Regions from separate parts of the Mus musculus genome. Here region 1 is linked to region 2. A link is a loop called in an ENCODE intact Hi-C map of the cell type or tissue named here. Cell type or tissue: heart. All regions are shown on one strand. Each heading gives the region's core, and the rest is flanking DNA. Links, peaks and the distances in the headings are about the cores only. Region 1 holds the start of Tanc1 (tetratricopeptide repeat, ankyrin repeat and coiled-coil containing 1). Region 2 holds the start of Marchf7 (membrane associated ring-CH-type finger 7).

Region 1 (16,347 bases), core at 4,143-9,142, 600 kb before region 2:
CAGAGGTTGATCTCAACTCAGCAGGAAGCCCATGTTGGTATCACAGAGTCTTCCTGCTTAGACTTCCTCATCTGGCAATGAGCCACCACACCCAGCCTGGTCAACATTTTTCTTCCATTCAGTATAATTCCCTAGAGATAAATACAAGTCATATGCAACAATATCTCATGTATGTATTAATTTCCCGGACTATTCATCCTTTAACAGGCATGAATTGTCATCCGCTATGAATAGAGCAATTATGAGCATTTTTGTGTTTAGATTTTCCTATGAAATCAAGTCTTCATTTCTCCGGGATAAACGCCCACAAGTATAATTGCTGGGTTCTACGGTAGTTACATGTTTAGTTAGTTTATTTATTTTTAAGGAACTCTGGAACTGTGTTTTCAGAGAAGTGATGTCATTGCATACTCCCAGGAGTGATACACGAGTGATCTAATTTCTATGCGTGCCATTTGATTTTGAATAATACTTTAAACACAGCTTTCCAGATTAGACCTCCCTTCATGGATTCTTTAGTCAACAAAATTTAGGCCTTTAATATCTGGGTAGATTCCCAGAGGTGGGATGGGGCACGGCAAATTGAAAAGAAGATGAAGAGGCAGAGGGCACACCATCTAATTTTAACGCTCAGTGATTGCTGTCTTATTTTGGGTCCCTGACATCTTGTTTTAACTGGTTCTTATTGTAATTGTACCAGTAATCTCTTTCCTTTCAGGTAATCTTTTCAAAGCCACTGAAAAGCTAGAAGAGCAAGAGGCAATAGATTAGCTGTGAACGCAGAAGGAGGTTTAGAAAGAGCTTGGAAATCATTGAAAGGTAACAGGGTTTTAGCTAAAGCTAAGTAGTCAAATCCATTTTCACCAAGCAGCGGTCTTCAGGGCAGATGCCTACGTAAGGGTGACTCCTTTAACACAGCCTGGTAGTTTAATATCTCCTGATAATTACAGAGTGTCCTTACTTCTTTTAGGCAAACATGACTCCTGCTACAGCCCTAGAAAAAGACATGACACACATGAGGAAGACAGAAGCAGGAGCTGGTGTATACACAGTGTCTGTCTCAATTCTGAGGTGTTAAGAGCTTTAATAGACTGCTGCATGGGCAGAAAGAACTTCGAAGAGTTCCATTGTCAGTGCCAAAATTATTTCATTCCTTATACTATTTTATATTAATGTTAATCACTAAAATGTGAATACTAGCTTCAAATGGGTTTCTAACTATACAAATCCTGTTGTATACACTTCTATTTTAGCATGCATCCTTGTCAGGGTTTGTATTCCTGCACAAAACATCATAAACATCATGACCAAGAAGCAAGTTGGGGAGGAAAGGGTTTATTCAGCTTACACTTCCATACTGCTGTTCATCACCAAAGGAAGTCAGGACTGGAACTCAAGCAGGTCAGGAAGCAGGAGCTGATGCAGAGGCCATGGAGGGATGTTACTTACTGGCTTGCTTCCCCTGGCTTGCTCAGCTTGCTTTCTTATAGAATCCAGGACTACCAGCCCAGGGATGGTACCACCCACAAAGGGCCCTCCTTCCTTGATCACTAATTGAAAAAAATGCCCCAAAGCTGGATCTCATGGAGGCATTTCCTCAACTGAAGCTCCTTTCTCTGTGATAATTCCAGCTTGTGTCAAGTTGACACACAAAACCAGCCAGGACAGAATGTGAGTTGCTACTGCCTGTACTACATACACTGTCTTTTTAGTGTCAAAAACTCTCCAGTTCTATTTAATTGATTACCTTCACCAGTAATACCAGCAGCCTTCATCCATTTCAAGACTGGGTTTTGTGACTGTCAAGGTGGGAAAAGCAAACTGATCATTAAGGTAGCATTTCTCCATGACCTCTCACACCCTCCTTTCCTGCCTTTCTTTTCTCTATCCTTTCTTCCTTTTTGAGCAAGCTCTTCCTGTCTAGCCCAGGTTTGACTTCACGTCTCAGTTCTCTTGGCTTAACCTCCAGGCGCTGGGGTGATGGTTTGTTGTGTGCCACTGTTGTTCAGTAACACAAGGCAGTTAAAGTCCCAGGCTGGCCTCAAACATGGCTGCTCTTCTGCCTTCGTCTTCCAAATGCTTGTCTTGTAAATGAAGACCACCAGGTTCAGATGCAAACCAGTTCTGCCTAACACCTGTTCTTCTAGAGCTGTAGAGGTTCAAGTTGAACCTCTACATGATCTCCCTATGATCTCCCTAGCTAGCATCTAGGCTTGCCGTTTCAGAGGACTGAAAGGATAGTCGTCGATAAGGAACAGAAAGAAGATAGTGAGGCTCTTGCAGACATTTCCAGCTAGGATTTCTTACAGGAAACATTTCCTCTACATTAATATATTATTTAAGAATTTCCAAGCCAAAGACTGGGTGTGTTTGTGCATGTCTTTAATTCCAGCAAAGACATGCAGGTCTCTGTGAGTTCCAGGACAGCCAGTGAGACCCCGTCACCAAAATAAAACAAAACAAACAAGAAAAAAGAATTTCCGGGCTAGGTGTGGTGATGCCTTTGATCCATGCACCTGGGAGACAGAGACAGGTGGCTCTTTGTAGAGGTCAGTCTGGTCTACATAGAAGGTTCAAGGCCAGCCAGGGCTATATGATAAGACCCTGTCTCAAAACAAACAAACATAAACAAACATACAATCTATATGTTGATTCGCACAAAATGAGGTACATCAGTATAGGGTGTATACTGTATTTTTTTTTTCTCTTTAGCGCTAACATGAGAGAAAAATCATATTTTTGTACATGGTTCCTGCATGCTACTGTTTTTGAGACAAGAACTACTAATCTACCCCCAGATGAGACCCCCGAGGACTTAGTTGGTGTTATTATCTACTACTGAATCACCTTTAAGTCACGATTCCTCAGAGTGCACATGAGGACATTCTGCATTGTTCTGATTATTCCGAGTATACTAGTTTCGGGTAACAAGACAGGAAAAGCACCTTGTCTATTAACTAGAAATGAGCCTTTACAGATTATTTTCCAATTTATTAATTTATAAATCTTATCTTATTTATTCTTCAAATGGACCTGTCTGGCAGGGAGTCTACATCCTTCTTATTTTGTAGACTAAGACCGCAGGCCAGATGAATGGCCCATAATCACAACACTGCAAAAGCTAGAGCAGGGACTTAGATGCTATGATTCCGACTTCAGCACCAGTTCTTACAATGCTTGGCAGAAAGGGGAAGCCATATTCCTAAGGAGGAGATGTGAACTATACCTTTAATACTAAAAATTAACAGGCTACTTTTATACTATTATAAAAAGAGGATGCACCAAACGTTAATTGGAGTGGTGCCCAACTGTGTTACCTTTTCTGAAAAAAGAGAATTCTGTTTCTGTCTTCAGATCACATCAGGGAGGTTGAGGCAGGAGGATCCGATGCTGAAGGCCAGTCTAGGTGACATAGCAGCAGCGACAATAATAGCAACACAATTAGTCACCCTGAATATTATCTTAAGCCAGACTTTTCCAGGACTTCAGCTAGTCTCAAATTCTTATTACATTTATTTATTTACTCTCAGTGAACAGCTTGTGGGAGGAGGTTCTCTCCCTCAACTCTGTGGGTCCCAGGGATCCAACGCAGGTCATTAAGTTTGGTGGCAGATATCTTTACCAGCTGAGCCATCTCTCCAACTCCATTCCCATATCTTATATGGGAACGTGAACCCCTGAATCTCTTTACCCCATTTTCCCCCTCACTGGATTTCTTGCCAGCTTAAATAATCCACTACCTACCCCATATTGGCTGAGTTCCTACAACATTGCAGGGCATGCACTACACCCGAGGGGTTTATATGTCTTGTGACTCCTTTAATTTGATAGCCTGGCTAACTGAGCCAAGCAATGGATTTCTGTTTCCCCGGACGCCTGTTTGCTATCAGCCCGTATGACCATGGTGTTAGCAAACATGTGTGACTATGGGTCACTGCACATGGAGGGACTCTATAGGAGTATTTCATTTCATTGCTTTTCCCGACTGATTTCCAACTATACCCAATTTATTTTATTATTCCCCGGTGTCTTTATATTTTTTCTTTCTCAGAATGTTAAAAAGCGGAGGGGAAAGGATCTAACCGAGGGAGAAGATTGGGCTCTGTGAATATTAAAAGACCCTCCTAAGAAGTGTGCTTAAACTTGGATTTCTTACCTTATTAAGTTTTAAAGTTTCATCTTGGCTTTTGTTCTTAGGTTTTAAAACGTAAACTTTTTACTTCTTACTGTGTGTTCTATACTACGCATACCATAATAAACACTGGCCAGGATCCTAACTTAGAACTGATTTAAAATAGAAGTCCTTAGGAATCTGACCAAGGGGGCGTACACTAACACACACTCACAAAGCACATTCTTTTCTCATGCCTTCCTCAGTCCATTGCCCTGGGCAGTAAATTGTATGGTAAAATAACCAGTTTAATACTTGCTGTTTTCTTTCGGTCTGCTGAGAAAAAAGCTACATTGTTGGCAAAGTGACAGAAACTTTAGAAATGGAACCCAGTATATCACATATATATTTAAGGAATGTGTGTACCACATAATATCTGTGCAATCGACTGTTCTCTCTCTCTCCCTCTCTCTCTCTCTCTCTCTAAACATGCAGGGAATTAGTGAGCTTTTAAAACTGGGTTTGTGGAGAGAGACCCAAGAAAAGCAAGCGGTGATTCTTGAGCTTCTGGATATACAAAGTTGGCGAACAACCAACTAGAAGCACCTTTTATTATTTTATTTTTAAGGGAAAAGCAGATTTTAAGTACAAAAAAAAAAGCATTGTTTGGACCTGTGTTCAGCTAATACCTTACATATTAAATTGCTTAGAAAAGTCTCCGGTTGTCCTTACACAACAGACCTTCATGAGCCCCCCCCCCCCCACTCAAGTTTTTTTTTCTTACTCTGTTTATGTTTGGCCTTGGCTTTTTAAACATGTATCATTTTCACCCACAGCTTAAGACACCTTTGATGTTGGTGGTACTACATACTGTATATAATAGTAGCCATTTAAAGCCAGAGATCTGATTGTGCTTAATGACATGTAGTTGGGATTATATAAATACTACAGGAAGGAGGGGAAACAGGGTCCTCCTGTGTACACACTTTAGACTGCTAGCTCTCTGCCTGTGTAGAATGGTAAGGGTCCCCAAACAGGCGGGGATGAAATTACTTCAGTGTCCTTGACTTCTGAAACTATAAAACCAAATCCTTTCAACCCAAACTAAAGATGATGCAAGAAATTAGCATACCTATTTTCTGTGCTTTTTCTACTTGTTACTTCAGGCAAGTTTGAGGGAAGAGAGAGAGAGGAAGAAGCCTAATTGCCCTCAAAGCTCAGTTTAAGCAATTTTATTAAAGTTTGGAAAGATAACTAAGGATAGTCCAAGAAGAATCTACAGATTCACGAATTTCATCCACTATCTACCCATTTAAACCACTACAAACAGGGGCTGGTGAGATGGCTCAGTGGGTAAGAGCACCCGACTGCTTGACTGCTCTTCCAAAGGTCCGGAGTTCAAATCCCAGCAACCACATGGTGCCTCACAACCATCCATAACGAGGATGACAGCTACAGTGTACTTACATATAATGAATAAATAAATCTTAAAAAAAAAAAGAAAGAAAGAAACCACTACAAACAAGCCAGGACCTGGACCTGCTTGAGTCTTTAGGAGTTTCTCTTACATCTTATAGTATTTCAGACTGGACGGCTGGGTTTTTGTCTTTTGTTTGGGTCATTGTCTTATCCATGTAGTCTGACTTTGTCATCCGTGGTTGAAAGACTGGTCAGTTTTACACACTGTTTTTCAAGAGAAGTTAATCAAACACCAACCTGGTTTTTAACAACCAGCATTGGAGGTGGAGGGGGTGTCTGTGACCTTCCTGGCTTACCAGGAGTCCTTACTTGCTTTGAATATTCATGTCATGATTTGCTTGAGTAAAGGCTGGGATATGTTCGCTGCATACTTATAAATATAGTGATAATCAGGTCTTTGACTATACGAGTGAAAAATACCCAACACATTCGAACCATCTTTTATTTATTATGGAGAGATAGATTGAGCAGCCTTTTGCTTCCTGTCACTTTTCACAGGAACTTTAAATGCAAACACCATTCTTGCAGCTATCTTTATATTGGGAAGCTCTATGTGAGGTTGAAGTTTTTATAGGGAAAGTTGTTTAAAACACAGTTGTCTTTAAAGGCAGGTTTGCCACAGCAAAGGTTAGGGGTTGGCAATAAACCCATTTATAGCAACTTCTGTATTCTTCACTCTCCTTACACGGATGGGCGGCCTGTGTGCAATTCCTGTTGGAATTTCTAGTTGATCCTTCTGCAAAGAAAGGGGGCCCAAAGGGCTTTTGGGAATAGAGAGGGCTGAGCCTTCTACATATAAATTGGCTGCCTGGATTCCTGGGAGGTTGTGGAGGACCCAGGTCTCCCAGTTCCCTAGGCCATTTTCAAACTTCTGTTCTATTGGGAATAACAAAACATTTTGGGAACTAGGGAGTTTAATTTACTGCCACCAGCCTACTTAATAATAGCATCTTTGTCTGTTCTTCCTCCAGGACTCCTCCTCCTGACAAGGAAGCTAGCCGCTGGCCAGTGTACTTAGCCCAGACAGTACTGCTAGCCACAGAGTTCGAGGAGGGAGGACTGCCCCTGACTCTGGGCAGTCACTGATCCCCGGAACAACCCCAACTTAACTTTCCAGAAAGAAAAAGGTGCAATGGGCGAGATGCACTTTCCATCTTTCTCAGCTCATTTTGGAACAAGAAAGTGTATTTGTTTGTGTTTAGTTAAGCGAGGGGAAGAAAAGCCAACAAAGCCACCCTAAGGCATCCGCGGAAACTTCAGCTTGGCTAATTGCTCCCATATGTCCTCCTCGGATGCTTTCAGAGAGCAGCGCAGACCGAAGGCCGAGCCACTTTACTGATTCTAAAACGGCTAAAAAAAGGAGGAGAGGGCTAATCACACTTCTGATCCTGTCCCACTGGGGTCCAGGCGAGGCCCCAGGGGAGCAACCTTCTCCCGGAAAGCTTAGCTTCCCGCAGAGGACATGCTGGGTGAGGAGGGGGCGAAGGCGCCGGGAGGAAAGTTGGCGTGCGGCGCCCCAGCGGGTCCCAGAGCCGGGGCAGCTCCGGTCGGGAGGGGCGCGGGAGGCACAGCCCCGGCGGGCGCGCACAGGGAAGGTGCCTTCCGGAACACGCGCAAGGGCGGGGACTCGCGCTGCCAATGAGGTCCCGGTGTGGGCCGAGCGAGGCGCGGGGACGGGCCGGAGCGCTGCCTCCGCGGTGGCAGCTGCGGGAGCCCGGCTCGGGAGCCGCAGGAGCCGCAGCCGCCAAGCGCCCAGCCCTCTGCGCCCTGAGGCTCGGCCCCCGGGGTGGGAACCGCGCCGAAAGCTGGAAACTTTCCTGGCAGGTAACTCTCGCTGCCGGGGCGCCGCTGCCGGCCCCCGGGAGTCCGCAGCGGGCGGGGAAGGAAGGGTCCCGGAGAGCAGCCTGGGAAACGAGAGCCAGGCTGGTGGGAAAGTTTCGGGACGCCCCCTCCTCCGCCGGGCCCAGCGGGAGCTTTCCCGGAATAGGCGCAGGCACGCCGGAGCTCCCGGCCTGGGGCTAGGCGCTGCCGGGGAGTCGGTGCAGGCCGTTTCCTGCGCTCCCGGAGGAACGGGTTGCAGCAGAGCCGGGCTAGGGGGACATTGGGATCACGCGGCGCTCAGGACTTTCCCAGCCGGCCCTTGCCCGCCTCTTCGGTCCCTTGGCTAGACAGGGCCTGGGCTGCGCCGGGCACCTGGGTGGGGGGAGTAGGGGGACGTGCAGGCGGGGCGCCTGGCACCGCGGGGTCTTGAGTGTCGCCGCGCGCGGGTCGCCAAGTTCCCGGGAGAACTTCAGCGGGGGTGGGGGTGGGGTGGGGAATCGTATCGCCCACCGTGAGCTGAAAGTGTGTGATTCGCTCCTGCAGGCTGCGGCTCGCAGATGCAAGCCAATTTCTTTCCCTGGTGGTGTTGGTGATAGGGTGATGATTTGGGATTAGACCTTGAGGATTTTTTTTTTTTCTCTTCCTTTTAGTAGTGCCAGCTAAATGAAGGGTCGTGTCAAGTTTGCGAGTCCCCTTGTCCTTGGGCGACGAGTAGTTACTTTGGAGGCATTATGGGGATTCAGGTTCTTCCTGGAGGACTTTTGGGTGTGTGTGTGTGTGTGGGGGGGGGCCCTTGGGTTCGGCGCGGCCGCTTTCCGGAACGGCTGGCGGGGAAGGAAGCCCTGGGCATTGTGTAGCGTGTTTTCAGTCAGCAAGATCTCTGGACTGGAGTTCCCAAAACTTACTTGACTTATTGTGTAAAGGCTCCCGGAGGAAATGCGGCCATGGCCAGGTAGAAGAAACGCGGTGCCGCGGCCGAGGGAGGAGGACGCCGAGCTGTGACAGTCTTCTTCAGGCTGCCTCGGCTCCGGCTTGGCAGCCCCAGATTCTTGTGCCTGGAGTAGTGGGACCGGTCTGAGTAATACAGCTTCCTGCAGAGTGAACTCAGGGTGGTGAGGAGAGCACCTTCATCTTGAACTTGACCCCCGGAGTAGCGTCCTGGCGGGTTAAAAGGTAAAGGCAGGCTGAGTCTTAACCTGTAAAGGAGTTCAGACGCCGCTAGCTCCTGGTTCAAGATCTTTCAGGAAAGGACTCAGGGTGGCTGAGGTCGCGAACTCTAGAAATGCCAGACTCATCAGACTACGAAGTTAGTGTGCCTGGGGAGAGCAGGAGAAACCTGGTTGGCTGGCACAGAGGGTTAGTTTTTCTTTGTGGTGAAAAAGAAGGGAGTCTTGCGTCTCTGCTTACACCAGATCCGCTACTCCCCTCCACCCACACCCCCTTCCTGGGTCATCCTTATCCTGCCAGGCTGGCACTCCAGGGATGGGGGAGGGAGGAAGAGAAGAAGCCGTTGTGGAGCTTCTCTGGGCAGCCCGGAGGTATTTCAGATCTGCTACTGGGAAGAGTTCTGGATTTTAACAGCTGCTTTTTGATTGCTGGGAATGAAAGAATTTATGAGCGCCTGAGAGAGGTGCTCATTATGGTACTGTTCTGCGTGCTTTGCTCATCTGGGCTACTTAAAGAGCTCACAGGGACTTCCTTACAATCTGCAAAGTCTGTGTCAGCTGGAATGCTTGTGGGTGTCAATCAAAAAGCATCATAAATAGATCTTGGTGCTTTTACAATGAAAAGCATGCCAAGCCAAGGAAGTTTGGCGTGTGACTGCGTTAGAGATTCCTTCGTAGACCTTTTTTTCTTACCATCCAACTTGATGTTTCCAGGCTTCTTGACTGCTGTGATTGGACAGTGAGGGAAATAGTGTGATTGGACAGTGAGGGAAATCATTGATTTTGGTGGGGGTGGGAAAGTCCAGAAATAAATTTAAGGTCACTTCCATGTTTCTGTCTTGCAATTCTCATGCCACGAACTTAACTTTTGCTGGAACGCCAAAGTATTGATTTTCTTGCTTTTTTGGTTTAACCACCAGAATGTCTAAATTATCATAATTCATGTTCATCGTGGAGCTAAAACATAACTGATTCGTAGTCAGCCCTTTTCTGCTTCTCATAACAGCCAGAAGAACATTTTGTCTCTTTAACCACATGCAATTTATTTGATGCCATAGTCGGGTTTTGATGCCTGGTGATCGAGGGCACAGTTTTAGAGACAATGGAATTACTTTGACTAAATCATCCATTTTTAGACAACTTCTTTTCTGGGTTGCTGATTAATTCTTTATCTCCCAGAGAACATTAAAAGCCCTGTCCCTGGGCTAGTAGAGCTGTAATCCATATTATAATGAGGTTTGTCTGAATAGCTGGGAGGGAGGTAGGTCTGTTTTCACCAGGCACTTCAAACTCAATAGTAAAGATCTTATTTCTGTTACGTCAAGAATTTGCTAGTTAGAAAAATGGATTTATGCTCTTGTCCAATGTATATGAGGCCTTGTTGAGGGAAGAACAAACTTTTATTTTTATTATGGGACCTTTAGTTTTAACTTGTGGGAATAAATGTATAAATAAATTTATAGACACACACACACACACACACACAGGGGAATTGTGTTAGTCTCTAGAACGGGTTTGTTCTGAACTGGGCCTTTGTTTGCTTGTGTGTGTGTGTTTGAGCCAGGGTCTCACTGTTTAGGCCAGGCTGCCCTCAATCTCATAGAGATCAGCTTGCCTCTGCTTCCCAGGGGCTGGAGTTAAAGCTCTGCACCACCAAACTGGGCTCTGAACTGTCTTTTAAATGCTTGTTTTAGGTGTAGAACTACCTCTCCCCCAGTTTACAGAAGGGTTTGGTCTATAGGGCTGTGAAGTCTTTATGGGATTTGGTGTCCTCATGATCACTCCCGAAATGGAATCACATTGCACCCTCGTGACTGCAAGAATTGGAGAGATCTAGGAATTTTGGAGCCTGGGCTGTATTGTTAGAACAGTGTAACGGCAATCGTAAAGGGCTTCACTGCATATTTTATCCCTAAACCTCTCAGTTGAGTAAACCAGGGCCCAGGAAGTTAGATCAGTTTGCCTGATGTCACCTGTGACGTTGAACTTGAGCCCAGCAGGTCCCCGGCTCCCCATTCCTTGCCCTCTATCTCTTTTAATTCATCTAAGTCACCTGTGAACTCGCTAAAGCCTGACAAACAACATGTGGCCGTTTCTCACAGTGTTTCATTTATGGTTATTTTGGTTCCAGAACCCTGGGGTTTATATCTCTGCTTTGACAGGATGGATTAAAAACAGCTCTCTAATAATGATAACTAAACATTCCCTGTAGGAGAGTTTCAGAAAGTCACATACCTCCAACTCATCATTTGTTTTCTTTCAGTTTCTTTCTTTCTTTCTTCCTTTTAATCAAGTAGGCTTCAGGGCCTAACATGATTTACAGTTCAGATGTCTATCAACTTAAACATAAGGATAAAAACACCATTTACCTCTCATCTTGGCTTCTGTCAGGCTAAGCGCGAAGCCTGTCTGAATATCCCTTTCTTGGAGTCCTGAGCCCTTCCTATCGACAAGTGCATAGATCAATTTCGAGCCGCTTCCCATGCTATGTAGGTCTCCTTTTATGCTCCTGGTTAAGTGGTGAAGAGGTAGTTGGCTGCAGTGATACATTTCCACTGTTTGCTGTGTTCCCATCTGCCAGTTTAGGAGTACTAAGTGTAGCTGGGCCCTTAGTCTGGAAGCTAGGTTTTATTTGTCTTCTTGGTAGTGCTGATGACCAAATCTAGGTTTTCGGACATGTTAAACACATGTTGTAACACTGAACTACACCCCTGGTCTGTGAACTTTTAACAGGTTCAAAAATGAAATCATATTCTAGGATAGCAACTTCTTCTTTACAGCTTTCATTTCACTTCTCGTCTGATCTGCACGCATGCGTTCGTGAACGTGGGTGCATGTGCTACTGTGCGTGGAGGTCAGAGGACAGCTTCTGGAGTTCTTTCTTTCTACTGTGGGACCCTGGACTCGAACTCAGGTTGTCAATCTTGCACAGCAAGCCTCTGAACCAAGGAGACAGCTCTTTTATGCTGAGGAACTTGTCTGTGTAAGGCATTTATTTATCTGTTGGTTTTGCCAGAAAGTCTTACTATGTAGCCTAGTCTGGCTTCAAGCTTGCAATCTCCCTGCCCCAGCCTGCAGTGTGCTGAGGTTACAAGTATGGGGTTCAAGTATGAGGCTTCAGACACAGCTCTTAAAACTTACTCTTGGAGAGGGGTGGCTTTGCAAAGTAATAAGAAACGGTGTTTCAACTCAGAAGAAGTTAGTATCTGTTGACTGGCCAGTCTGAAATTGTTGCCCTTTCCTTGAGAAGTGAAAGCAGAAGAGGACACTGGGAAACATCATTTCCTAGTAGTGTTGGAAGGCTGTCACTATCCAAAAGGGACAGAAACAGAAAGTGGGATGAACAGATTTCCTTGAAGAGTGCTCTTAGAAGCCTTATCGTGCCGTTAGAGAAAGGAGTTCTGGTTTTGTTTGCCTCTGTTGCTGGTCAGCTGTCTTTGTAGAGTGAGTGTTGTCTCTTAGGGCTTCTGTGAGTGTGGGTGATGGAGGAGAATGTTCCAGAGAGAATTATCCCATAGACAGAAGTGTCAAGGGCAAGACAAATGTTACAGAGACAGGACACAGACCATGGATTTCAGCATGGATTTTTGCCATTAGCATGAGAGAATTTATTAGTTCTAAAGTCTCCCAGCTAATGCTCATTGTAGACAGATGTGAACCCAGAATGTTCAGCCATTTAACATAGAACCACGGTGACTCAGCACTTTCTTGCCTTACCCAGCATACTTAGGGTCACACACCTGTGGTGGATTGGCTTGTTGCCCCTGAGGGGTGGAGGAGAGTGGAAGAAACTGTCAACCGTGGGTGGCCTTTTTGCACAAAGGATGTACTGTAGCAAAGTGGTACATTATGCCACATACAGTTTTAACACATGAAAGACATCATGCAAATGAAGATGCATATATTACATTTGTGCAGTTTAGAGTCAGTATATGCTCATGTGACACACTTTGTCTTGTGTCCCATGTCAGACATGCCTTCCCTGTGTTTATTCTTTGGCTCTGTTTTAATGACTGGTTACCAAATCCATTGCATATGTGTTACCATTACCAAATGATTGATTTTTGGCCTTTGACATCTTTGGACAGACAGATATCAGAGGCCTTTGATTCAGATGGGCACACATATTATTAAGTCACTGTGGCCTTACACAACTTCTGGCTCCTTGTAGCTCCAAAACCTCCATCATCAAGAAGCTGCCTCTTGGCTGTTAGCACCAACCTGAGAGAAATGTGGAAAGAACCCAGATTGGCCAAAGAAGAGTTCCAGGTGACGGACCCCATTAAACCCACAAGATGGGTCTGTGGGCCACAGTGTCCCACAGAGGAGGCTATTGTGGATGGAAGAGACAGGGAGTAAGAAAACACAAAGAGCTGGCCAGCATAGCAAAGATCTCTAGGAGTGGTATTGGCTGGCCTTAAAAGCATACCTAATGGCATAGGGTGTGAACATTCCTAATGTCTTCATGCCATATATATATGCTCCTGTAGTCTGGGAAGCCTAGACGTAGCCACATTCTACAGGGATTTAGTCACTGTGTGTATAGCCATTTGTGTAAGGGGTGGGGTATTGAATTACATCTAAAAATTTGGAGCTGGTCATGACTCCCATGTAGTCTGTTAGGATCCTCTCTTACTGCCAGACTTTGCTCTAAATTACTCGAGATTCACAACATCAATTATTAATGTTTATTGAGTACTTGCTGATGTGGAACTAGATGTGTGAATTTTAAATTATCCATGGAAATAAAAGAAGAGTAGCTCTTCTCTCATTGACCTAAACAAGCAACGACAGTTATACACAGAGCCACCTCCTGGGTCCTGGCTTCCCTTGCTTTTTGTGACATAGACCAACCACAGTTTATTTCATTGGAATGAAACTGGCCTCATTTGGATGGCACCGCCGTACAAAGCTCAAAACATTACTTCCTACCCTTCCTACCACGATTCTGGCATTTATTTATTTGTTTATTTGAGTTGGGGGGTGGTCATGGGGAAGGGGAGGTTTTCTCTGTGTAGCCCTGGCTGTCCAGGAACTTGCTCTGTAGACCAGGCTGGCCTGGAACTCACAGAGATCCGACTGCCTCTACCTCCCAAGTGCTGGGATTAAGACCTGTGCCATCACCACCCAGCCACAAATCTGCTTTCGATTACTTTTCAGTGGACCACATATTCATGGGTTAGCTGGGAATGTCCCAGAGAGAGAATCTTGAGTCAAGATAATTTCAGTATAGCCGCACCTGCTGTCAGTGGCTGGTTAACGAGCAGGTTTGTGGTATGGATCGTGACTTGTATATCTGCAGCATTCCATGAGGTTAGGAGGGGTCTAACACACTACAGAGATTGAAGGTACCCCAAACCACAGTGACTTCTTCTTGGCTGCTGAATTAGCCAGCCCTAGAGCTACCATGACTTGTGTCGTCTCTGAGGAAAGTAATATTTATGAGTGTATGAGACAGTGATCACCAAAGCAGAACGTGCCAGATTATTCGGGGTGGGAGAGAAGGAAAGCCCGAAGAGCTTTATTAACATTTACGTATGGGTAGACACTGGGTATGTATCCGCCCAGCACCTGTCACTTGCGTTGTGTGAGGAGCATTTTATAACCTAGCAGAGTGGACTCTGGTACCCAACTTGCCCTTTTTGCTTTGGATCAGTGCTTCTCAACCTTCCTAAATGCTACGACCCTTTAATGCAACTCCTCGTGCTGTCGTGATCCCAGCCATAACATTATTTCATTGCTACTTCATAACAGTCACCCTGCAATGGTTATGAGTCATAATGCAAATATCTGATAGGCGACCCCTGTAGAAGGGTTGTTTGACACCAAAGGGGTCGGGACCCACAGATTGAGAACCACTGCGAATTGAAGGTTTATATCATTTATTTATTTTTTTAATTAAACTGGCTCACACAAAATGGAAGCTGCTTTAAAAGGCTCTTGGAAAGAAAGTGTGGGAAGATGCTAATGGCACACATTAGGAATAAAGCTAATGAGACGGTCTGAAGGAGGAGAGTTTATTATAAAGTGGTTAGGAAACTGGCTTTGATAGGTTGGCACAAGATTTGCATATCAATTTATATTATTAATAAAAAGGAACTAAAATGCTGACTGAATCTAAGTCTCATTAGCTTCTTAGGAAAAGCCATATGTTATGTTCTCCATATGTGGGATCTAGTAAATATTATATGCATATATGTAAACAAATACCCATGTGGGTACAGTGTAACATGCAGAAAAGAACAAGAAAGGCTAAATGTTAGGAAATGAGGACCCACTGAATGTAGATGATGGCACAAGTTAGGAAAGGATATGAAATTGCTTTCTAGTTCTAACTCTGTTGTAAATTGCTTATTTTTCATAGTATAACTGCACAAAAAATATATTCAATCCAGTAAATATAAATATAAAATCCAGTAAAATCCAGTGTGCATTCCATTCCAGATGGCCACTCTATGCTGTGTGTGTGGTGGGGCATACTTGTAATCCCAGCATTTGGGAAGCAGAGACAGGCAGATCAGTGAGAGGCCAACCTGGTCTACATAGTGAATTCCAGGATAGATAGCCAGGGCTTTGTAGAGACAGCTGGTCTCTAAAAACGTTCATTGAGATGTACTTTGAGTCTGATTGGTTAATTCTGTGTGTGATGAATTTTTTTTTAAATAATTCTTTTTTTCTTTAAGAAGAAAATTCTTAAAGAATTTTAAATTCTTTTATTTATTCTATTTCTATGAATACACTGTAGCTTTCTTCAGACACACACCAGAAGAGGGCATCAGATCCCATTACAGATGGGCCACCATGTGGTTGCTGGGAATTGAACTCAGGACCTCTGGAAGAGCAGTTGGTGTTCTTAACTGCTGAGTCATCTCTCCAGCCTGAATTTTTGTTTTTTATTTGCACCCCCTACCCCACCACCACCACCCAGGGTTTTTCTGTGTGGCCCTGGCTGTCCTGGAACTCCCATCTATAGAACAGGATAGGTTGGCTTTGGAGTCAGAGATGCTCCTGTCTCTGCCTCCTGGATGCTGGGATTAAAGGTATGCACACCACACCCAGCACACTAGTCTCTTCATTATTGCATACATTATATACAGTTTATACTCTGTTTGGGTTATATGTTTAATCTTTTTTACTGAGAGGTCTGTGTCATCACAGAACATTTGAAAGTACCCTTTAAGTCACTTATACAAAGCACTTTTCTTTTTTTTTAAAAAATGTATATGTGTGAGTTTTTGGGTGTACATATGCACTGTTTGTGTACAGGAGCCCACAGAGGCCAGAAGAGGGTGTCCGATCCTTTGGAACTTGAGTTACAGGTGGTTGTGAGCGCCATGTGGGTTCTGGGAGCCGTGCCCTGGTCCTCTGTAAGAGCAGTAAGTCCTCTTAGCCACTGAGCCTCCCTCTAGTCTCTGTGCTTCCCCCTCCCCCTTGTTACTTGCATGGCAGCAGTGCCTGGTCTGAGGACAGTTGGGGGCGGTGTCCTCCATTTTACTTGAAGCTGACAAGTCTCCTTACAGTCTAGTCCCTTATGTTTAATTTTCCCTTTAGTAACGTTCTTCTTCTCTTTTTTCCCCCAAACTAAAAAATGACATCCATCCTTACATCACAGCTCAAAGAAACAAGGATTTCTCATGAAGATTGCCCCTCTCTGTTTCCCACATCATAGCCACTCCTCCCTTAATCTTCCTGACACATTGCCTATGCATTTATTAAAATGTTTTTCTCCTTTTGTTTTTTATAATTAATTAAGTTGTTCACCCGGTTGCC
Region 2 (16,347 bases), core at 6,544-11,543:
TACTGTGAAACCACATGACTGTGCTGATCACAGTTCCTCACTGCATGGAGAGGCCAGTGGTGCTGAGACATTTACTCACATGGCATTACAATGCAAAAGAAGAAATGTAAAGGACATTACAACTCTCTAAAATATTGCAGATGTCAAGTAATAAAATTGTGATACATTTCTAATTGTTCTTTTGAGTATGAAATGGATAAGGTATTAATACTATCTGTCACTAAGTGGAAACCACTTAATTGATTCTAAGAAATGTTCAACCTGTCAATGAAAAAGCATACAGAAGGTATGTATCGCAGTTATGGAGGCAAATAACATAGCAAACGATACATGAAGTTCTAAAATTCCATGCCTTACCAATTACATTAAAACAGTCAATTTACTAAAAGCTTAAAGGATCTGAGTTAGGGTCCACACTTGCATCCGGCAGCCATCAACAGCCACTAACTCCAGTTCCGGTGCATCCACCGCCCCCTGCTGGACTCCATGGCACTCGCTCATGGGGTTCCCCACATAGGCATATCCATGCACACTTTAGTTAAACACAAGAAATTCAGGACCAGCTAGGTTCCTCAGTGGGTAAAGGTGTCCGACACCAATCCTGACAACATGAGCTTAATCCCAGGACTCACGTGGGGCAAAGAGACAACCAACTCCTCAAAGTTGCCCTCTGACTTCCATACATGCACACACGGAATCAAAATAACTTAAAAATATATCTATACATTTATCTTAGGTAAAGCGTAATGTTAAATAGCCTGCCATAATTCTTCTAGATAAACATCCTTTTCAAAAGCTTTGAGCATGGAGTCTAGCTCAGTAGTACAATGCTTGCCTTGCACATACAATAACCTGGATGCAAACCCTAGCACCATAAGGAAAAATAATTTCATAACCCTGAGACTTGGCACTAACACTGTAGTTCTAGAATACAGGTAGTTATAATAATATGGAGCAAGTTTCACACGCTTATTCTAAAAAGTTGTATTCTTTCTTTTATGTATAAGATTTTAGAAATATAACTCTCATGGGAGAGAAAGGGTAGCGGAACATCTGGAAAAACCGAGCAGTTATTAAAGTCTTTAGAATGGGATTCTGGCCTCTGCATCTGTGCTCACATACACATACCGTCACAGCACACATGTACATGCATAACTTAAAAATCTTTTAAACAGTTTTTAAGTGTTGTCTTCCCTCCCTCCCTCCCTCCCTTGCAATGTAAGGTCGTGCTCATGAGGCCCTTGAACTCACCATGTAGCCTAGACCAACTCTGTACTTCTGACTCTTCACTCCACCTCCCAGTACTGCTGTAACAGCTAGGGTTGCAGGTCACCATGGGCCCAGTTCTGTACTGCCCTGGGAACTGGACCATGCATGCTTCTAGTATGCCGGGCAAGCACTCCACCAGAAGACCTATATCTCCAGCTCCTTAAGTATTACTCTCGTCCTCTTAAATTACTGGAAAAAGTCATTCTTCGATGACTTGCTATTAAAAGGTGCAGCATAAAAATAGTTCAATCATTTTGTTATTTTGTTAATAAGCCCTAGTATTTATAGATAGTAGCAACTCATTAAGTAAAAGTTGGTCATTCAGCCTGCTGCCTCTCTTACTAGATTTGTATTGCTATAACAAAATAACATAGACTAAACAATACATGCATAGTAGAAATTTATTCCTCACAGTTCTGGAGGCTGGAAAGTTTAAGATCGAGGTATTTACAAAATAATATAGACTAAGAACTTTATACGTAGTAGAAATTTATTGAAGGCTGGGAAGTTTAAGATGTAGGTGTTTAGAGGTTTGGTATCTTGTAGAGGCTATCCTGTTTCCAAGAGGAGCTGTGCCCTCCACTAGGGAGGAATGCTCTCTCTTCTTTGTCTTCTTTAAGTGGGATAGTACAACAGTTAGTCAATTCCTTCAGGCCTCTTGTAGCCCCTCCCCCCATGCTTTTTGGTTGTTTTAGGACAGAGTCCTACAATATAATTCAGGCTTGTCTCCAACTGGAAATTTCATTTTTATCTTATTTTATTTTGCCCCAGTTCCCCAGTCTGGGACTACAGGACTATTCAACCTTATGTCCAGGCCTCAAGTGTTTTATCAGGGCCATGGGAGCTTTGCTCTTATGATTTAATTACTTTCCAAAGCCTCCAGTTTTTAATATGGTTGAATTGGCCATTGCAGTTCAGCACACAGAGGCTGGTAAGGTGCCCAGGCAGGCAACGGTTTGTGCCGCCAAGCCTGATGCTCAAAGTTCAATCCTCAGTATCTACACTGAAGGAGAGACCCCACTTTTGCAAGTTGTCTTCTGAGCTCATGTACACCCACAGTAACACAGTAGCACTCATTCACACACAAATAAACACAGGGAAACACAAACCCTGTCTCAAAAAAACAAAAAAAAATTTTTAAAAAAAGTTTCCACGCACACATTTTTGCTGCATTTAGGATATGGTACTTCGCTAACAGTAGAGGTGCAATTTATAAACAACAGTAAAGGAGAAGCTGCAGGGATGCGGAGATGGCTCAACTGTCAAAGGCATGGGCAGCTCATCTAGAGGACCCAGGTTCAGTTCTCAGCACTCACAACTGCAGGCAGCTCACAACTGTAGTGACCACCGTGGAGTTCTGGTTTCTTTGATGCTATAAGACTATGTTTTCATTTTAATCCCAGGCATGGGGTACAGGGCTGCTCCAGACTGCCCACAGCAGCTGACCCGTGCACTAGCAGGGCTGTGGTTTTGCCAGCTGCAGATAGTTTCTGTGGTTGTGTGACAGCTGGAATTCTGGGGACCTTTCAGAGGGTATGTACACACTAGAGCCCCCAGGGGTGGGTTGGTGGGTGGTTGTTGTGTGCAAAGAAGAAACAACAAGAAGAAATTAGGTATCCTGATGAAGAAGCTCAAATTTGCCCCAACGTGCAGGATGCCCCTTATCAGCAGGAAGTAGTCTAATGATATGTTCCTCTATTTTTTTTCTCTCTCTTCTAGTATTTGGGGATTAAGAGGGTGGAAGAACTCACAAAGTAGCTGAAGTCCGGCTACATACAACAGTCCGTAACTTCTGTTCTAGCAGATCCGACACCCTCACACAGACACACATGCAGGCAAAACACCAACGCACATAAAATAAAAATAAATAAATTAAACCATACTGAATTGTTGAAGAAACAATAACAGTCTGATGTCATTCTAAATGTATATATAGGAAACTTTTGAAAAGAGAGAAATTTCTACTATAGGATTTTTTATACTAATAGACAGGATGAGCATTTTCTCAATCTCACACAATAGAATATTCTAGATTATTTTAAAGATGTCTAAGTAAAATTTATATTAAATTTCTACATGTTATTTAGTTTTAATAGTTAAACATGATCTACTAATTGTACTATGTATTTATTAATTTATGGTCCTTTGGTTGACCTTAGCGCCTTTCGTATGCTAGGCAATATTCTCCCAGTAAACAACTCCCCAGTTCCTTAGGATCCAAGGTTAAATTTTATCCTGTTAAAACCCTACCTTTATTGCCTCTTTTATGACTACATGGCCACGCACAGAGAACAGAGGAAGGACACACAGTAGTTTCTCAGTGTGACTGCAGAGCGTGCTGGTGGAGCAGTAGAGGCAGGAGAAGAAGGAAGAGAGGCACTCCCCAAGCCTATATTAAAATAGCTAGGATGTGAAACATAATTACTATATATTCTTTAAAACATATCTATATACAAATATGCATGAATGTCTTAGTTTATTTTCCTACTACCATGACAAAATACTGTAGCAAACACAACTCAATAGAAAAAGGGCTCTTCTGGCTCACAGTTACAAGATACATTCCATCTGGTAGGGAAGTCCCAGTGGTGGGAGCTGGATAGAAGTGGTCCCATGACATCCACAGTCAAGAGCACACAGCAAAGATCAACAGACACATGCTACTGCTCGTCCAACTCTCTTTCCAGGCAACCCAGAGCTCCACCCAGGAAATGCTGTTGCCCACATTTAGGGTGGGGTTTCCCATGCCAATGAACTCAGTTAATAAAGTTCTTCACAGGGCTACCGAATCTACACAACCCCTGACGTGTGACTCCCAGGTGATTCTAGCCTGTATCAAGTCGATAATTAAAGCTAATCACCGTACATACACGTTTATATAGAACTCAAGTAAAAACTTAAGAAGGGGATGCAACCAAACTTCTCAGAGGGATTACCCACAGAATCTCTATCAGTAGTTGCTTCTGCTTCTAGCCTCTTGAACTATAAACAGGCTATGGAGGCCAAATGTGGTTCTTATTATCACAATGAAGTGTGTTATGTGTTATGGATGTGCTTGTCTAGACTATATTATAGGAACAGTGACTATTTAATCTGGCTTTGTGGTTCCCTCTAGAAGTTTGCAGATTTTCTGTAAACAACCCGTGGTGGTTAATCTTCATTGTTAGCTTGTGGTCTTTTGAATTACCTGGGAGACAGCCAGTCTTCTGGGCATACCTAAAAGGCATTTCCTGATAGGTTTCCCTGAGGTTGAGGACCCACCCAGAGTGGAGCCGTCATCATTGTATAGGCTGGGGACCCCGACTAAATGAAAAGGGATTGAGTAGAGCACCGTTCTGTTTCTTTCTGCTTCCTAACTGCAGAAGCACTGTGACCAGCCTCCTCACTGTCCTGACACCATCTCTTCCCTGCCATGCTAAGTACCACTGTGAACCGTGATACCAGTTAGAGTCTTAGGGCTTCCAGTGCTATGGCAAAACACTATGACCGAAGAAACTCGGGAAAGAATTTTCACTTACGGTTCCGCATTACAATCCATCACTGAGAAGTCATGGCTGGAGGCTGAAACTGATGCAGAGGTCACAGAAGAACACGGCTTACTCGCTTGCTCCTCCTGCTTTCTTACCCAGGACACCAGTCCAAGGTCGGCACCACTTACACTGAGCTGGGCCTTGCTATGTCAATCATTGATCAAGAAAATGTACCACAGGTTTGTCCACAGGCCTATCTGACAGGGGGCACTTTTATCAATTGAAGTTCCCTCTTCTAAAATAACCCCAGCTTCTGCCAAACTGACATAAAACTAGTCAGCTTGCACAGGCTCTTCTTTCCAGAAGTTACTTCTGTCAGGTATTTTGTCCCCAGAACAAGAAAAGTTATGAATACAGGACCAGACAGTGAGTATTGTCTCAGGCACTCAGTTCTGATTCTGTAGGAAGAAAATAATCATACACGTGTGATGCTAAATTTACAGTGTTGACTTAAGACTTCCGTACCCAGTTCTGCAATCAACCCTTACCTGGTAGATGCTGTGCAGGAGGTTTGTGTTTGTGGATCACATCTACAGCCTGCTAACTGTATGTGAAGGCGATTACTCTCAACGATGTAGATGAGCCTCATCCAATCAGCCTCAAAAGGACTGAGGATGCCCAGGAAAGAGGAAATTCTCCCTCAAGACTGTCAAAGACTCCTGAATCTACGTGCCAGCCTGCCTTATAAATTTCAAACTTGTCAGCCACCCACGACAATCGTATTAACCAACCCTTAAAGTAAATCTCCTGTTAAGTGACAGATAATGTGTGGTATACGACTGCCCGTGCTTCTCTGGAGAACCTTGACTAATACATAGACAATACATAAACTAATGGGCATGACTGCCTCATTGAAAGTATTTACAGTAACAGCTGGTGGGGGAGATTCAGCCCAACCTCCACAAACCCGAGTTGTGTCAATAATAAGAGATGGATGCTTTCACTAAACACATTTTAATTTTTTAAGATTTAACTTTTTAATTAGATGTGTATGTGTGTATCAGTATGATGGCTTGTGCAAATCAATGCAGTGCCCTCGAAGGCTTGAAAAGGGAATCGGCTGCTTTGCAGCTGGAGGTACAGGCACTTGTGAGACACTGGATGTTGGGAACTCCAAGCGCTCTTACCCTCTGAGCCAGCTCTCCAGCCCCACACCCTAGGTTTTAAGCAGTGTAAAAGGAACCTGTGCCCCATGGATTGGAAGTCATCTTGGCTAGGACAGAGTCTGGAAGAGCTGTGAGTGACTGCAGTCTCTGAAAATGAGACCTATGCTGAAGGTGCAGCGTGAGAGCAGTTTCTCAGGGTGGCAGGCTGGTTTCATTTCACGTGTTCTTATACTTTCAAGGCTACCTTTGGAGAGCAAACTTTTTGCTGCCAAAAAAAGCAGAAGTCAATTAAAGGAATGTTTTTAGATATTCATTTATTAAATTTTGCACTTTTTCAACAAAAATTGTTGAGGAAAATTAAAAATTTAGGAGACCATTAAATACAAGGGTTACAATGTTTGGCACAAAAGGAATTCTTTTTATCAAAATGTACAGCACAGGACTTTCATGTAACATTTATTACAAATAGGGACTCTTAATCTAGAAAAACGGGACCTACCTATACGTTTATTTTTATTAGTTTTTGTTTATTTGAGTCAGAGTCTCATAGTCCAGGCTGGCTTGGAACTCTGTAGCCCAGGCTGGCCTTGAACTTGTGATCCTCCTGCCTCCGTCTCCTGAGTTCGAGTGCTGGGATTACAGGTGTGCGCCACCATGCCAGGCGCTACCTATAAATTTAAATAGTAGATTGTCAAGTTAGTTGATGACCCCAGATTCACTTCTTTAGCCTAGGGATTAATAAGATTTTCATCTCAGAAGAAATTGGTATCCCAAAAAGGTTCTGTAAATACTTGTCTCAGCGTGGAGAAACCTGTTTGTCAGAAGATTAAGATAACCTATAATTGAAAATGATCAATTTGCAAAAAGCTAACATCACCCTATCTTCTCAATAGTAAAGAATGCATAGAGGAGCTCCTAAGGAGGTTATATGGTATAAAGGTGGAAAGAGCAAACAGGTAATTTGAAATCTGAACGAGAACTCTAAGTACTCAGGCAGATTAAACAACAATAACAACAGTGCTTAAACCCAAGAATCAGGGCAGGATGAACCCGGCCAGATGACAGACAAGTTCATAAGGCAGAGGGATGAAGAGAATAAAGGCCACTAAGACAGTGTCTTAGGGAAGGAAGTAAAGAAGTGGAAATTAATGAAACGGTGTTGGCAAGAGGTCAACAGAGACCCTTGAAGTCAGAAAGGAACCACAGCTGTACGGACAGATCATCAAAGGGCTAAGAGAGAGTGCTGCAAACCAAAGGGACGGTGTCTAGTTTGTTTAGAGGAATTCTGATTTCAGATGCTTGCTATCAAATCCTTTGCTCCGATTATTGTTTTGGAAACAATAGTCACTATCTTACCTAGATTATATCCATAATTCCTAGTAAAGCATAAAATGTCTTTAGCACAACAAAATTTCAATAATTATTTATTGACAATGATAAATTACTTAAAAATTCACAGCAGAGAGTAAATCAATCTCAATCTCTGCCCCCACCCTCTCTCTCTCTCTCACACACACACTCCCCTAACTGTTCTCAAAGGATAAGCACATGTCCGTGTTTTATAGCTATTACCTAGCATTAACTAAGAATTAGAATCCAGAGCCCGTGAGGTGGCTCAACACCTAAAGGAGCCTGCTGCAAAGCCTGCTGGCCCGAGTCTGAGTCCCAGGAATCCATGGCAGGAGAGAACCCATTCCCACAAGCTGCCCCCGACCTTCACACAGGCTCTAGTGGCCAGCACCCCTCCACGTATACACACACGTACACACACACACACACACACACACACACACACACACAGAGGAAGCTGGCACCACACTCACCTCTCACAGAATCCTCAGCACTGAGAGGAGACGAAACCATAACCGGCCAACACCTGCACTGTCCTTGTCAGGGGTTCTGTAGAGAAGTTCCCACTAACTACGTTTGTCTACTATAGCTCAGGAAAATGGTGCAGTCGATCCTCTTAACACAAAATAAACTGGGAAAGATGTTCAAGGGGTCTCCACAAGGTTCAGTTCCAGAAAGGCCGAATGGTGGCTTAGACACATAACGTAACTGTTAACAATTATGGAACGCTTGCTATGTTCTAAGAACTGACAGATCCCCTCATTTAATCCCTTCAACACCACCATGAAGTTTGGGGAGCATGGCGGATTAGGGTTCCCTAACCCACAGGAAGAAGCCTGGGTTAAGGAATTCTTGGCAACATTAAAGAACTGCTGAAGACAAAGGTAATCAGACAAAGTGCTGAGATATGAACCCATGAATTCTGATTCTTAAGGGTGTTACACGGCCAAACAGAATGGAACAATTATTTCTCTTAAAAGGACAAATTACATCTCCTCAAAAGTAATCTGTACTTAATTTTATCCTTTACCAGACACTTTGTCTACTACATGCCCTAAAAGGATGACACCTGGGTGTCAACTTTAACAAAATTAAAAAAAAAAACAACCCAAAACCCTTAAGTTTGTACGAAATTTATTAGTGATGAGTGAAGAAAAATGAGAGATGATTACTGACTGTATATATGTATATATACATATGTGTATATATATATATATATATATATATATATATATATATATGTAGCATTTCACTTAGTCACTTAGTGGAATTATGTAGATCCAAGTTATTCTTTGAAACAAACACCCTTAAATCAAATAGGTCACTTAAAAACCCAAGTGCCCTCCCTGTGCTTCCAAGTTTTAGTAAGAACTTACCGTTAAACAACTTGCGTTTGGTCCATCATTGAAACGCCACATAATTTGTGGCTTTTCCCATACTCTCTTGCATTTCTTAGTCCTCATTTACATCTTAGTTTAACCACATTCACCGTGGTTTCTGAAAGTTTCTTCTCGTATTCCTCAGACTACGTCACAGATTCCCTCGCTCTTTCTAAATAAGTGAATGTCTGCTGCAAAACCTGTAGCTGCGCTCTCAGAGCTTAAAAAGCCCGATTTTTTTTTTTTTTTTTTAAGATTCCGAAGTGATCGTCCAAATACCCCGTCGCTACAACTTATTTACTCCAGGGAAACTGCCAGCAGCAGGGTGTAGGAATCAATCGGAAGGCTGTAGTAGGTGGAGGGAGAGCTGTCAAATCCTACAAGGTTGGGCAGGGAGGACGCGCCGGGGAGGCTCGAGGGGAGGTGGGGGAAAGGCAGCGTCGGACTCCATTCCGTAAACAGTCCCTGCGCCACTTGCCGAGCGCAGAGAAAACAAAATCCACCCCCGCAACCAGCCGGGCGGGACCCGGAGCGGCGGGCCTGGTAGGGGCCCGCGGCGGGCGCGGGAGCCAGGCGGGCGCCGAAGCCCCTCGCACTGCGGGCGGCGACCGGCCCGCCCGGCCTCCCGCGCCGCGCCGCTCCGGGCGCCCGCACGCCCGCACGTCGCCGACCGTCTGCGGCCGCTTACCGTGGCGCCTCGCAGCTTCCCCCGAGGCGGCCCTCAACGGCTGCCGCAGTCAGAGCACCACCCCGCGGCGGGGCACGTCTAGCCCGCCCGCAGCTCCCGGCTCCCCCGCAGCGCCGCCAGCGCCGCCGCCGCCGCGGCTCTCGCGAGAAGCGGGCGAGCGAGCGCGCAGGGGGCGGGGGAGGAGGAAGGGCGGGGCTGCCAACGGCGGCGGCCACTTCTGCGGCGCATCCGGAGGGGCGGCCGCCATTGTGCTTCGTCGCCGACTTCTCTGCCGGTAGCCCGAGAGCCGAGCCGAGCCCAGCGAGGAAGGCGGCGGCGGTGTGGCTGCGGCGAGCGCGACACTCCCTGCAGCGGAGTGCTCGGTGGAAGAGGGTAAAGAGCGGCGGCGGCGGCGTGGGGGGGAGGGGAGCGCTGGAGTGCGAGCCACCCCCACCCCCACCCGGGACCCCGGGGGCAGGGCGGGCGGGCGGGCGGGCAGATGGTGCGCGTCCCTCGGGGACCCGCGACGACCTGCGGCGCCGGGCGGCCGTAGTGCGGGGTCGGCTCACCCGGGATTTCGGTCGGTTTCCCCCAGTCCCCTCGGAGTAGGTGGAGGGAGGTAGGCCTCTCGGTGGCCCCGCACCGGGAGTGGCGTGACACGGGCATGTGAGGCAGGAAGGCTGGCTCTCCTGACCCGGGGCGAGACACGGGTGTAAGGGGCCGACTCTAGACACGCAAGGTGTGAGTAGTAAAATGCACCCTCACCTTGGAGAAACTGCGTAGTGAAGAGCGCGCACGCACACACACACACACACACCCCGAAACCACTACAGTGAACACCCTCCTTCTCCACCCCCCTACAAAAGTACGTGTTGGTATATGGGGGTGGAAATCCGTGTGGGTCATAAACATGACGTCACGATCAGTGTGAAAACAGTTTAAAGAGCGGGTCCGGGTCACACGCCATTCTGTAGTTTGTGTGTGTGTGTTTTTATTGTCTTCAGTGTCCTTATTTTTTAAGTCCCACCCCCCCTCCCCCGTTTGTATCCAGAACGTAGGGGTGAGTACCGAGATACCGTCCTGATTGACAAACAATAGTACTCTCACTAAAAAAGGTAGATCCTATGTAGTCTCACAAGATAACCCGAAATGGGGTCAGTATTTCCTTTTGAGGAGCTTTTGTGTGTGTGTGTGAGTGAGAGAAGCAGCAGTTGTGCTGAGGCAGTCGCAATGGAACCAGAAACTCTGGCATCGCCATGACCATAGTTATTTTACCTCTTAAGATCTCCTAGTTGAGATGAGTCCCCTCCACCCCCGACTCCTGGGATGCCTTTTTTAAGGAGATAGTGTGTGAAGCAGTCAGCAGAGCAGGCACACTACAGGGCATAATACTTGTACTGTGGATTTTTAATGACTTCAAACAGAAGGAATTTACCACCAAGTTTTATCATCAAGCATTCTGGTCAGAACGAAACTTGGACTTTGTGAGTTGTGTCCCTATAGCTTCATGTTTTTATGGGTTGATTAGAGGGCTCTTACCTTGTGTTTCCCGCTGGCACTGAACTCATGATGTTATCCAGACCCACCTCTAAGGTAAGATACTCTTGCTTAAGCCTTCTGAGCTCCGGGATTGCTGTGCCACCAGATCAACACCACCACACACTTCTAGTTTTGCCCTAGATGTTTGGTACACCATCCACCTCCCTCCTTCACGCCCTCCTCTTTCTCTCATACCCGAAGATTTTTTTTTCATTATTTGACAGTTTCATATATGTATATAATGCAATTCAGTACCCCCCATTACCTTATTTTCAGTTACATGATGGGTCAGATTGTCTTACACAGTGTAGGGTCTCGGGCATGCTAAGCATTTGCTCTCTGAGCTATATTCAAGACCCCTCAACCCAGGTCAGGTGTCTTGAATAAGGAAGGTTGTTTTCTCATATAACTTCACAGATTTTTCTGTGTTCTACATGAAGGTTTTGGATAATCAACTTGAATGTGAGCCATCTGTAGCCTTTATGCAGTCAAATGTTATTCCATATCCATCTCTCACACACCTGTCATCTGTTATATCCACGTTTTAATATATTTTAGGAAAGTAATGGTCGAGTGGAAAATTTATCAAGTAGTGTAAGCATTGTTTGGTTACCAGGTTAGAACTTCCCTTTGCAGGAATGAGCTTGACGCAACATCTTCCAACAACTCACAGTTTAGTCATCAGACCAACGCGTAAACATGCACCTTACTGCCTTCCTTACTGTAAATACTGTACGGACAGACTGTGGGGTGGAAAGAGGGCACACGCTTGGACAACTGTAGAGTGCTTGAGCTAAACTGAGGCTTGGCTAGGACCTGCTGTGATGATGTGCTGTTTTGGGAGGTGACAGGGCTTTCCGCAGTGGAAAGGTAATGAAGGAAAGTTAGAGCTTAGCAGTGAAGACTTGGATTAATAAATTAGAAAGTTTAGTGCCCTGTGCCATGGGGTGGAGAAAGAGCTGTTGTACCCAAGTAAAACTATCTTTATCTTTGTTGACACATTCTTCTGTGTGTCTGTAAAATACCTGGCAATACTTAGAGTGTATAAGCTTGTATCAAGCTATACCTTTAAGCAACAAATTAAGTCATGAGCTGGTAGACTGTAGATCAGCAATGGGCCAAATTAGATCACAACCTAAAAAGGAACAAGTTCCTACTAAAGTTCTTAGATCACGAAAGGAGAATTCTGTTTGCGTTAATCCATTTATCTATTTTTTTGTTTTGTTTTTACAAAAATTATTAGTAAAGTTGCTGAGATTGAATCCAAAAGAACTGAGTATAAATGGTAAAATTGCTTTATAATTTGACAGTAGACTGAGATTTGATGTTTGTGATTTTTAATTTTCTACACTAACATGAACTTAATGTGGCCAAAGCTGGTTTTACCTGTTCTCAAGTATATTTCCTCTGACTACTGGTTAGACTAGATAAGTTTGAATGGCAGGTTTTAAAATCACCTCCTCCCCTGTGCCCATTTTTGCCAGCAGCTGTAGAGAGGCTCAGCTTGTAAAAGCTAGTAATCATGTATTTCTGAGTTGGCATGAAGAACTCAATTGGTTTGCAGTTGCTGAATGAAGATTGAATTGTGTCACCCAAATAGCAAATTGATTTCAAAAGGTTATCTTTGAGTGCTGTAGAACTGATAGACAAACAAGGCTGGACGTGGTGGCACACGCCTTTAGTCCCCGCACTTGGGAGGCAGTGGCAGGCGGATTTCTGAGTTCGAGGCCAGCCTGGTCTACAAAGTGAGCTCCAGGACAGCCAGGGCTATACAGAGAAACCCTGTCTCGAAAAACCAAAAAAAAAAAAAAAAAAAAGAACTGATAGACAAGATCATTTATATTTTCCAATGATGATGCTAAGTTTTCATATTCCAAAAATAGTTTTAAAATACCTTAAAATATTAGGAATACTGTAAGTATGTGATAGCTAAGTATTCAGAGAGATTTTTCTAAAAGACCCCAGAAGTTTGTGTCTTGAATTTCTTCCCTCATTTGGCCACATTTAGCTTTCCTGCCTCATAGTGGTGTTGGTTGACATTTGGATCTTGATATTCCATGTGATCTTTTATGGTATGATATTTCAGAGTACCATTTGAAGAATGAAAATGGAAGCTATAAGACCTCTTAGGACATTTTCAAATCGTACAGTATCATTTACAGTGCACATTTACACTTAAGGGGGAGAAAAGAAAAGGGAAAGTTGGCTGTGTTCTATCTAGACCGTCATCATGGCATTGCAAAGGCACATTCAGACTAAGGTAAGGGAGAAAGCCATAGCTGTAGCTTCTGGTTTGCCACAGATTTAGGTCATTTTAAGAATGTACATTCTTTAAAATGCCACCATTGCAGTTGCTTTAAAGTAATTAATACAGGAATTGGTAAGTAGATACATGTGGTTGAGTAATGATAATTTGTTTACATTGTTGATTGGTATGTGGAAGTTAATTTTTCTTTCTTTTTTGTATGTATAAGAATTTAATAGGAAATTTAAGTCACACAGCTCAGGTGATCTAAACTCTATTTTGTGAATGTGACCTCATCTTAGTCTATAAGCACAGCATGTTTTGGTAGTTACTTTGTAGATGCCAAGGCTATCAACAGCTATTTATGTTTGTGTCTGTGGGTCCTCAAGCCCCTCTGTTTGTGTAAGGAAGCCAGAGGTCAGTGTCTGGTATCGTGAGTGTCTCCACCACCTTCCACCTTGGTTTTTGAGATAAAGTCTTTACAGTTTCTAAGTGAACCTGGAACTCACTGGTCATGAGATAGATTGGTGAGCTAGCCCTTGGCATCTTCTTGTCTTAGTTTCACAGCTCAGATGTGTGTTACCATAATTTGCTTTTTTTATGTGGGTGCTGCAGATCCAAACTCAGGTCTTCTTTCTTGAGCAGAAAATGTTTTACATGTTGGGCAATTTCCCCCTCATTTATTTTTTAACACAGGAGTCTCTAACCCAGGCTGGCCTTATGCATGTGAGAAATACCTTGACTTTTTAATACACATGCCTCTTCTAGGTGCTGAGAGTATAAGCTAGGATTTTCAGACACACATTTCATGTATTTCTGCACACTAGATAAGTATTCTGCCAACTGAGCTATAGCCCTACCCCTGGCCCCACCCCCTTTGTAAGATGTATTCATTTATTTTACGTGTTTGGCCCTCTATGTGTGCACCGTGTGTGTAGGAGTCCAACGGGGTCAAAAGGCTGCATCACACCCCTTGGACCTGGAGTAAGTATGACTGAGCTGCCATGTAGGTACTGTGAACCAAACCCAGTCCTCTGGAGATATTACAGTAACTAAATTTGTAGAGGTATCTTTGCAGAGAATGAATTGTGTATAGCCCTGCGTGATTCTTAAAGTCTTTTAGTATATGATAAAGGCAAATATCAAATAATAAGAAAGCTGGGCTGAAGAGATGACTCAGCAGTTTAAGAATGCTGGCTGTTCTTCCAGAGGTCCTGAGTTCAATTCCCAGCAACCACATGGTGGCTTACAACCACTGTAAGGAAATCTGATGCCTTCTGGTGTGTCTGAAGACAGTGACAATGTTCTCATATACACCAAATAAAAAAAGAAAAAAAGCCAATATATTTTTTGAGCTATTTATGTGAAATTACTAACTCTGTTAGTATTGTTTCATAAAAACTAGTATTTGTTCAATATGTGCTGTGTCAGCTAATCTTACAATACACTTTTGAAAGCAGTATCACCATTTTGTAGGTGAAAAACTTAAGTATTCGAGATTAAATACAGACTTACACCACACAGAGATTTCAAAGCTTCCTACATTCTACCATTTTTCTACAAAATACTTGAATTTCGTGTGTGCTAAAAGTTAGGTAGTGGTCAGTTTATTTGCTGCAAAACTTGAGTGTCTTGGTTTGGAAGGAAAGTAGTAAATGAATTAAGTTTGTATTACTAAGTGCATTAGAATACAGGGAAAGGCTTAGGTGTAGGAGACAACCTCGGCTGATATGGATGGACTGGGTCTTTTTGTTGGCCTAGGATTATGGGTTATGTCTACTATGTTACTGTCTGACTTGACATACCTGAGTGAAACTGTTAGGACATTAGTAGGACACAGTGATCTGCAGAGTGATAGAGGAGGAAGCAGAATCAATCACAGCTTAGGGTCAGGCTTAGTGTGGCCTAGCGTTTCAGTCCAACTTGAGGCTGAGGTAGAAAGGAGGAGGACAGCTGCAGAGCCATTCTGGGCCAACCTACTGAGACCTGTCCCAACACAGTAGTTTGGTTGTATTTGTTTTTTTTTTGAGATTGGGTCTCACTGTACAGCTCTGGCTGGCGTAAAGCTAACTACATTGACCACTTTACCCTTGAACTCAGAAGTCATCTAGCCTCCCAAGTGCTGGTGTTAGGGCACAAGCCACTTATGCTTGACTCAAACAAATTGTTCAGGTTGTATCTCAGTGGTACAGTGCTTGCTTAACATTGTGAGGATCCAAGTTGAAACTCCCAATACTGCACAAAAGAAGAAACACAACTACTTCTGAGTTGTGCTGGTACGTCTCTGCTTTGTAAATTCACAGCTTTCCAAATTTGGGTAAGTGAAAATCCAAGTTTTACACTGACAGGCAGCTTGTGGTAGGGTTCAAACAAAATGGTTCCCATAAGCAGGTAACAGGTAACTTTTTTTCTTCACCTGTTTTCTATTACCTCTTTTTTTTTTTTTTTTAAATAATTGTGTGTGTCTGTCTGTCTATATCTAGATACCAGAGGGGAGAGGGTCAGGTTTCTTGGAACTGGAGTTAGAACATTTGTGAGCCACCTTCCATTGGTGTGAGTTTCTGAATTCCAGTCTTGAAGCAGCAAGTCCTCTTAACTGCTGGACCATCATCTCCCTGTCTCCTGCTTTTTGGTTTTTGAGAGAAGGTCTTGCCATGTTACCCATGCACTCATGATCTTCCTGCATTAACCTGAGTGCTGGGATTGTAGGTGTGCATGCTCCAGAGTTTACTGTTAAATTGGAAGAGTAGTGCTAAGGCTCACCAAGTAGAAGGTAAAGATAGTACGGGTGGAAAGCGAAGGGGGATAGTATGCGGTTGCTGGGAGTTCAACTTAGGACCTCTGGAAGAACAGTTGGTGCTCTTAACTGCTGAGCCATCTCTCCAGCCCTCTGGGAAGCTCTCTTTTAATTGCTGAGCATCTGCCTCCATTCTTTAATACCATCTTACTCCTTGTTCTCAAGTTCCTGGAATAAAAGGGAAATAAATCATTAAGACTCATTAGTTTATTAGCATTACTGAGTAATTCACGTTCCTCTCCCTCTAGTTTTTAGGTCATTTCTCTGTATAGCCCTGGCCATCCTGGAACTCACTTTGTAGACCAGGCTGGCCTTGAACTCAGAAATCCACCTGCCTCTGCCTCAACACTGTTTTGGAGCCAGATTCTCTTCCCGTATCTTGATTGGTTGCCTAGCTAGCTTGGGGGGCAGAGCACTTCTGTTTGTTAACTGAGCTTGTTTGAAAATCTTGAGTAGCTTCTAAAT

Evidence for each region. Peaks named below come from ENCODE experiments on the same cell type or tissue, not always from the same donor. Only the 100,000 strongest peaks of a DNase experiment are listed, where the experiment ranks them.
Region 1: a loop joins it to region 2, with 2.0 times the contacts of the local background. A loop is called at or near these places in 1 of 42 quality-filtered maps.

The regions. Positions count from the first base shown.
Region 1 is chr2:59,604,783-59,621,129 of GRCm38, forward strand. It overlaps Tanc1 (tetratricopeptide repeat, ankyrin repeat and coiled-coil containing 1), which reads left to right and starts at 7,260. Exons shown (of 27, transcript NM_198294.3): 1 at 7,260-7,414. In heart, for the core only: no CTCF peak of the experiment used is centred there; DNase peaks (open chromatin) are centred at 7,219, 7,669, 8,339 and 8,849; H3K4me3 peaks cover 2,874 bases; H3K27ac peaks cover 3,601 bases.
Region 2 is chr2:60,200,391-60,216,737 of GRCm38, forward strand. It overlaps Marchf7 (membrane associated ring-CH-type finger 7), which reads left to right and starts at 9,546. Exons shown (of 10, transcript NM_020575.2): 1 at 9,546-9,694. It also overlaps a transcript of Baz2b not described here. In heart, for the core only: a CTCF peak has its summit at 9,395; a DNase peak (open chromatin) is centred at 9,481; H3K4me3 peaks cover 3,711 bases; H3K27ac peaks cover 2,127 bases.